Linked DNA regions of Homo sapiens: region 1 is linked to region 2. A link is a contact called in ENCODE Hi-C or POLR2A ChIA-PET data. All regions are on one chromosome and are shown on one strand. The core of a region is the stretch at or near the end of the contact, and the rest is flanking DNA. Distances in the headings are between cores, read along the strand shown.

The links. A loop is a pair of places that touch in the nucleus more often than their neighbours do. ChIA-PET counts read pairs that join two places held with the same protein, here RNA polymerase II (POLR2A). Pooled maps may share reads with other maps.
Region 1: a pooled map shows a loop between it and region 2 (6-fold over the local background). The contact joins the enhancer-like site here to the promoter of BLMH in region 2. A Hi-C loop is called at or near these places in 1 of 168 maps with a recorded cell type or tissue (chondrocyte), 1 of 37 single-sample maps with no recorded cell type and 5 of 50 pooled maps. POLR2A ChIA-PET finds 5 or more read pairs at or near these places in 2 of 52 experiments (Panc1 and activated CD8-positive, alpha-beta memory T cell).

What each region holds. Positions count from the first base shown.
Region 1 is chr17:30,726,584-30,730,649 of GRCh38, reverse strand. It overlaps the pseudogene SUZ12P1. Among named protein-coding and RNA genes, the nearest start is that of CRLF3, 96 kb to the left of the region's middle. Within about 2 kb of position 1,794, at least 5 of the 41 ENCODE cell types and tissues checked have a DNase peak (open chromatin) inside an H3K27ac peak, as active enhancers do.
Region 2 is chr17:30,289,986-30,294,062 of GRCh38, reverse strand. BLMH (bleomycin hydrolase) reads left to right here and starts at 2,119. Exons shown (of 12, transcript NM_000386.4): 1 at 2,119-2,256; 2 at 2,555-2,752. The coding sequence starts at 2,244. RefSeq lists silencers at 1,709-2,118, 2,319-2,388 and an enhancer at 2,839-2,898.

The sequences.
Region 1 (4,066 bases), core at 545-3,044, 440 kb before region 2:
CACAGCAGGCCTTGCCCCAGGGCCTTTGCACCTGTCGCTTCCTCCACCTGTAGCTTCTGCCAACCCACTGTCCACATGGCCGGCTCCTTCAGGCCATTGCTCAGATGGAACTATTCACCTGGTGTATAGAATGTCCTCTTCATGGGGCAGGGATCATTGAACTGTTTTGCTCATGGTGGCCGCATCCCCAAATTTTACTTTTTTTTTTTAGAGATAGGGTCTTGCTCTGTCACTCAGGCTGGAGTGCAGTGGTGAAATCATGGCTCACTGCAGCCTCCACCTCCCAGGCTCAAGCGATCCTCCCGCCTCGGCCTCCCTAGTAGCTGAGACCACAGGTATGCGCCATCACGTCCAGCTAATTTATTTTATTTTGCAAAGATGAGGTCTTGCTATGTTGCCCAGGCTGAACATGAACTTCTGGCCTCAAGAGATCCTCCTGCCTCAACATCCCAAAGTGCTGGGATTACTGCTTGAGGCCATCACCATTGTTGTCTTCATATCCTCAACTTTTAGAATAGGCCTGGCACGCGGCACTGAATTATTTGTTGAATGAATCTCAGATCCCAAAGCTGAGACTCTGCCTTGATTCCTCACCTTCCCTGTCATCCCCCTCACAGAAGCCATCAGCAAGTCCTGTGGGCTCTGCCTCTCAAGTATCTCGCGACCTGCCCACTTCTGGCTCTAAGCACAGCACCCAGGCCCATGCCGCCATCCTATGTCACCTGTATGTTGTCCTGGCCTCCTTGCCCGCCTCCCAATCCGCCCTTCACTCAGAGCTAAGGGACCACATAATGATGTTGATCCGAACATTAACTGACCCCCTGGTCTCTGCTGGGGTCTCATTTCCTCACTAGAGCCCAGAGGCTGTGGGTGAACTGGTGCCACCAAGCTCTCCAAGCCCCATTCTGTCCTCCCTCCTGTTCCTGAAACATTCAACATTCCAGTTCCAGCCCCCAAGCAGGATCCCTGCATGTTGGCTGCGGCTGCTCATTGTTCAGGGCTCAGCCGCAAGGTCACCGCAGCAGAGTGACCTACCCTGGCCCCCTGCAAACAAAACAGTCCTCGCCTGCTGCCCTCACCCGCCATCTTTTCCCTGTTTTTAATTCACAGCTCTCAAGTGAGCACCTGAAATTACCTTTTTATCAACACGAGCTTCTTGAGAGAGGCCCTTAGAAATCAGCACACGGCTGGGCACAGTGGCTCATGCCTGTAATCCCAGCACTTTGGGAAGCCGAGGCGGGTGGATCACCAGAGGTCAGGAGTTCGAGACCACCCTGGCCAACATGGTGAAACCCCGTCTCTACTAAAAATACCAAAAAATTAGCCGGGCGTGGTGGCAGATACCTGTAATCCCAGCTACTCGGGAGGCTGAGGCACAAGAATTGGTTGAACCCGAGAGGTAGAGGTTGCAGTGAGGCTAGATTGTGCCATTGCACTCCAGTCCGGGCAACAGAGCCAGACTGTCTCAAAAATAAATAAATAAAATAAAACAAATAGGCACAGGCCCTCAATAAATAAAGATCCCCACAGGGCAGGACACCTGGTCCAGACCTCAGTCTCCTCACATGGGAAATGGGAGGATAATATCTGCAAGACAGCCCTGAACACCCCCTCTCCAGCCCTGTAGCTCTCTGCCCGCTTCCCCTCTCATGCCCACTCCTGATACCAGCTCCCTCTCCACTGCCCCAGCTTCTTCACTAAATCCCCCGCAGCCACCTCCAGCCCCCATCCGCATCTCCCCCCACATCCCTGACTAGACACGGCTGGTGTCACTTTCAGATCATTTTACAGCGTGTTACTCCCCCAGCCGCCACCAGCCCCCGTCCGCATCTCCCCCCACATCTGTGACTAGACATGGCTGGTGTCACTTTCAGATCATTTTCCAGCATGTTACTTTGGGGATGGGGAGTGGCTTCCTTATTTCAACTTCCTCATTTCTCCAACTGTCCAGCCACAGAAAGGTTCAGTGGAGGCAGTGTCCCCAAGCTGAGGAGTACTCCCCTCCCAGGGTCTCCAAGCGCTTTCTTTCACACTGCAACAGGCATCCTAGCAGAGGAACTGGTTAGGGGAAGTAAAAATGGCTGGATTTGTACGGTGACTCATGCCTGTGATCCCAGTGCTTTGGGAGGCTAAGGTGGGTGGATCACTTCAGCCCAGGAGTTCAAGGCTGCAGTGAGCTATGATCGTGCCACTGCACTCCAGCCTGGGCAACATGTCTCTAGAAATTTGTTTTTTTTTTTGAGACGGAGTCTCACTCTGTCACCAGGCTAGAGTGCAGTGGCACGATCTCGGCTGACTGCAACCTCCGCCTCCTGGGTTCAAGCGATCCTCCTGCCTCAGCCTCCTGAGTAGCTGGGACTACAGGCATGCGCCACCACGCCCAGCTATTTTTTGTATTTTTAGTAGAGACGGGGTTTCACCGTGTTGGCCAGGATGGTCTCGATCTCTTGACCTCGTGATCAGCCCACCTGGGCCTCTCAAAGTGCTGGGATTACAGGCGTGAGCCACAGCGCCCGGCCAAATTTTTTGTTTTTTAATTTGGCGTGGTGGTGCCCAGCTACTTGGGAGGCTGAGGCAAGAGGATCACTTGAGCCCAGGAGTTTGCAAGGCTGCAGTAAGCTATGATCCTGCCACTGCACTCCAGTCTGGGCAACAGAGCAAGACCCTCTCTTAATTAAAAAAAAAAAAAAAGGGCAGGGAAGCCACCCGATGCCAAGTTGTGTGGGCAGCGAATCCACATGGGTCTAGATCCCAATTTTGCCTTATACGTGCCCTGTGTGACCTTGAGCTGGTCTCCTCACCTCCCTGGCCCTGGTTCCCTCTGCGCTGCTATTCTGCAGGGTTCTGGTAAGGAGAGCAGTGCACGTACACGCTGGGCCAACACAGGCCCCATCAGAGGGTGCCATGCACAGCCTGGCGCCAGTCAGGGCACAAAGACACCCACGGAAGAGGCAGTCCCTCTCTTCCTCCCAGGCTGCACCCTAGAATGCTGAGACTCCAGAGTGGAGCCCCCGCTGAGCCATGTATACTTCCACCAGGAACTCCAAGGCATCTTCAGCCCAACCAGACCAATACAAGCCCCTACATCAGTGCACGGTGCCACCATCCTTCCAGGCCCTCCAGCCAGAACCCCAGGAGCTGAAAGCCTTGACTCCTCTTTCTCTCACCCCTAAATCCAGTTCAAGAGTAAGTCTTTGGGCTGTGTATACTTCCAGAACACCCCAGTGTTGGTCCACACATCTGTCTTCAGCATCTGCCCCTCTAGTCCTGGGCCCTGGCCACTCCCCAAGTGCCCTCTGGCCCCTTTGCCTCCGATGTCCAGGCTCTCCTGGCAGCCAGAGGCACCACCTCCTTTTTTTTTTTTTTTTTGAGACGGAGTCTCACTTTGTCACCGGGGCTGGAGTGCAGTGGCACAATCTTGGCTCACTGCAACTTCCACCTCTGGGGTTCAAGCGATTCTCCTGCCTCAGCCTCCTGAGTAGCTGGGATTATAGGCGCCCACCACCATGAGTAGACACGGGGTTTCACCATGTTGGCCAGGCTCGTCTGGAACTCCTGACCTCAAGTGATCCACCCGCCTCGGCCTCCCAACGTGTTGGGATTACAGGCATGAGCCACTGTGTCCAGCCTCCAAAACTTTTTTATCACCCCAAATAGAAACTCCATACCCACTGAACAATAACGCCCACTCCCCTCGTCGCCCAGCCCTGGTAACTTATAGTCTACTTTCTGTCTCCATGGATTTACCTATTCTAGACATTTCATACAAATGGAATCACAGGCTATGTGGCCTCCCCCGCCCCACCAGTTAGATGGGGGTCTCACTCTGTTGCCCAGGCTGGAGTGCCGTGGCCCAATCTCGGCTCACTGTAACCTCCACCTCCCAGGCTCAAGTGATCCTCCCGTCTCAGCCTCCTGAGTAGCTGGGACTATAGTCACATGACCCCTCTAAATTAACTCCTGGCTAATTTTTGTATTTTTTGTAGAGGCAGGATTTCGTCATGTTGCCTAGGCTGGCCTCAAACTCCTGGACTCAAGTGATCTGCCCATCTTGGCCTCGTAAAGT
Region 2 (4,077 bases), core at 870-3,369:
ATCTGCACACTTGCAAATATGCAAATATGCCTATTTTTCTGTATGCCCTCTCTTGGTTAATGACACCACCTTCCATCTTCTTATTCCGCTGAAAACTTCAAGATTATCAATGCCTCTTCCCTTTCCGCAATGTAAGGCTTTTGTCCTCTCCCAAGTTCACTACTGGAAGAACCTTCTAACCAGTTTCCCTATCTCCAGAGCCCCTCCCCTCCAAATTACTCTCCCCACTGCCACCAGGTTTCTTTTTTTACACAGACTTGAGCATATTTTTCCTTTGTTTCAAAACCCATTTTGTCTTCTAATTAACCATAAGATAAAGTCCAGATGCTCAGGCATTGAACATAAAACCCTTTATATCTTGGCCCAAACCTACAAAACTTTTCCAGTCCTACACCTTGCCTCTGCTCCCAAAACATGCCTTGCTCTTAGCCACATCCGATTATGATGCACCCTTTCTTGAACATGATTTTATTCACTGCGCCTTCGCTGGTGCCTTGAATGCCCTTCTCCTGTTCTTTGACTTGTAAAAATCTCATCCACTCTTCAAGATCATGCTCTCTTGTCACTTCTATTTTCAGGCACCCTTTGGCCCTAATTGACAGTGCTCTCCTCATTGCTTCTACAGTCTACAGCACTATTGGTATGCTACTACAGATAGTCTAAAAGTTGTTTTGCATCTCTTTCCTACTACATTGAGTTTCTTAACGGCAAGATTAAGCTTTGTTCGTCTCTATGTCATCAGCAGTTTGTCCAGTGCCTAGTACATGTTAGATACTGAATAAAAATTTATGACTTGAATTGGGCAGGATGCTTGAACATCATTTTGTGAAAGGACCAGTGATTTCTTTCTGTATAATTTTCAGCCTCTTCTTTTTCAGATATTGAAAGAACCTCAGAATAGGATGGTTGATGGGCCCACTTAAGATAGTTGCTATGTTATAGCCCCAATTTTTAGCCGAGTCTCTCTAGGGACATAGAAACCGTGCTTTCTCAAATGACTGATTGGTGCCTGAGTATGGATTTTTCCAGATATCAGAGTTCCTTAGAACTGCGATGATTTTCAATCTAAGAAGACCTAGATTCTAGGTTACACACACACACACTCAACCTCATCGTTTTGAATAGCAGATACAGGGTTTCAGTGTTTTTGTTTTACTCTCTGTGGGTTCTATCCCAGCATCTTACTAAGGGCTGAGATTTCAGGGCATGAAACACGGAATCAACAAAAACAAGGTTTTTACAATCTCAAAACTTTGGGAAACTGTTGAGTTATCTTGAAAGCCTAGAGGGGGAGCATCAGTTAGTTTTGTAGAGAACTCGGCGAAACAATATTGATGCATACGGCTAGCCTCTGTCATCCTCCTGAGTTAAACCCAACGGGACATGCTGGACTATACAGGAGCCACTCGTGGACTCCGTGAAGACCAGATGGGTAGTGTTCTTGAAATGAGCAGATGTCTATTTGTAGAACTCTGGTAGTAGCTTTGGAGTGGGTGGGGAAGAGCTTGGTTCCCATTCCCCCTCAAAGACAATTATTTGCTTCTGATGAGAATCCAAGCAACAAGTTGCCATTGAGAATGCAGTGATTGGTCAGCAAACGAAGCCTATAGGAAGAGCCTTCGGGTGCATTCCTTGTGACATATCGACCCGTCCTAAGCCCGACGCTTAATTATGGGACCTCTCAGCTCCTCCCTCCCGCCTCGAGCTCCCTTTTGGCTTCTCACAAGGCTTCCTGGGGACGATTCCCCGATGCTAGAGTACTGGGGGTCTGGGCCCACAGGGAACCCGTCAGCCTCCCTCCTTGGAGCGGGCCTGATCCCGGGAGGGCGCCCGCGCGGCCCGGAGGCGGGAACCTAGGGGGAGAAGGCGCCGGCGCCGCCCTGGCGCGCAGACCATCTGTGCGGTCCTGCGCGGGGGCAGGCGCGGCCTCAGCCCCCGGGCGCTGGCGGACCCAGCGCGTCAGCTAGGCCGCCCCCGTCGGCCCTCCCCCGGGCGGGGCCAGCCCCGACGGCGCTGACTCAGCAACGCGAGGGGGGAGTTTTGTCCCTCCGCGGACCCCGTTTCTCCCAGCCTCAGCCTCCCCGCCGCCGCCGCCGCCGCCGCCGCCGAGCCGGTTTCCTTTTTCCGGCGCTCCGGGTGCGAGAGACAGGTCGGGCCCCCTAGGCAGCGAGCCGCAGCGCAATCCCGGCGCTCGCCCAAGGACCCTGGAAGCTACCGTTACCCCGCCGGGCAGCGTGGGCGCCATGAGCAGCTCGGGTGAGGTGCCGCCGTCCCCCGCCGCGGTCCTCTGGAGGAGCTCCGCGGTCCCCGTGAGGCCCGGCGGCGGGGAAGGCCGGGGGCTGGGACCCTTGGCGATGGCGGGGAGGGAGCTTTCGGGGCAGGCTGGATCGGCCTGGAGGGAGACAGCTCCTTGGAGGAGGATGCCGCTTATGGGTTTCCCCGCTGCAGCGGGCACCCCAGGATGCGCTTACGAAGTTAGATTCGGGACGCGGGAGCCCCAGATCAGCCCTTTCCCCCTCTTTTTGCGTTAAAATCCTGTTTGGTCTCCCAACAGGACTGAATTCGGAGAAGGTAGCTGCTCTGATACAGAAACTGAATTCCGACCCCCAGTTCGTACTTGCCCAGAATGTCGGGACCACCCACGACCTGCTGGACATCTGTCTGAAGCGGGCCACGGTGCAGCGCGCGCAGCATGTGTTCCAGCACGCCGTGCCCCAGGAGGGCAAGCCAATCACCAACCAGAAGAGCTCAGGTGTGGGCTTCCACTTCTCCCATACGTTCCTTGACCTTCCTGACAGCGTCCCATTTTGGTGTCTTATTTAAGAGTGGTCTTAAATTCGTACTGAAAGAACTGGTCGTAAATTCGTAAAGAATGAGGCACAGGTACAGGCAGGTCTAAGAACATTACCCATGTGGTTTGTTTTGCTGTTCTGTGGCTTGTTAGTACATGCGGTTAGAGTACAAAAGTGACATGTCCATGAGTATACGTTTGAGTGTAATTGACTATATTATGTTCCAATGCTGTGTGGTTTGTAGCCCGTGTCTTGGAGATGTATGGTCTTGGTCACAAAACAGAACATGTGAAAATGTTCATATCTTTGGAGGACTCCCCAGAAATGCCCTGAAGGCCCTATACTATGAAATAGAAAAGATACAATGTAATTACATTAAAATGTCATCAGATGTTACTTTTAAATATGCTTCTTGGTTACAACTGAAGCTAATGTGCTGATGGGCTCAGTTCCCACCAGTAGATCAGTTTGTAATACAGAAAAAAGTTCTGTTCTCATGCCTTGCTGGTCAAGAAGTCTCGTTTTGCTATCTGCTTTCTAGCACCACTCTCAGAAAAAACAGGTATAGTGAAAGATTGGATATCCAGCAATCTAAATAAGGAGCACATTCTCACAACAAAATTGTACTAAACGGATTTTTTAAAGTCTTTCTATACTTAAAAACGACCCCCCAGTCTATCTATACGGACAGGAAGCACATCAGTGCTTGTTTAGAGTCGGTTAGAACTCACAAAGCACACATTTAACGTGAGTACATTTTATTGTATGTACATTATACCTGAATAAAGTTGATTTTTTAAATGTTAAGGAAAAAGTCAAGACCTTACAATAATTAATGTTTTGCTTTAGAAGAAAGTGCTTGGAGTGGTGTGGGCTCTCAGGCTACAGATGATCCAGTTAGTAATGTCACAGTGGTCCTACATAGTTTAGATTGCAGTGACCCGTTAGGGAACAGGTCAGGTCTTACACATTTTGCAGTGTCACTTTTACATACAAAAGATCCAAATAGCATGTGAGTTGTGTAGTTTATTTTCATGCAGTTTTCACATCACCAGTGCATCCAGATCCCCTCTACTAGAAATATATAGCATATAGAAGAGAGGTGACATACAGGTAAATGTAAGGTAAAGACGAACTAATAGGCACTAGTGACTTTCATAAAACACTATAGTTAACTAGAGTTTTCTTCTTGTTACAAAATTATTTTTGTTTAATGTAGAATATTTGTAAATACCAAGTAAATATTTTTCTTGTATATTTGTCAAGTTTTGTGTGTGTGTGTGTG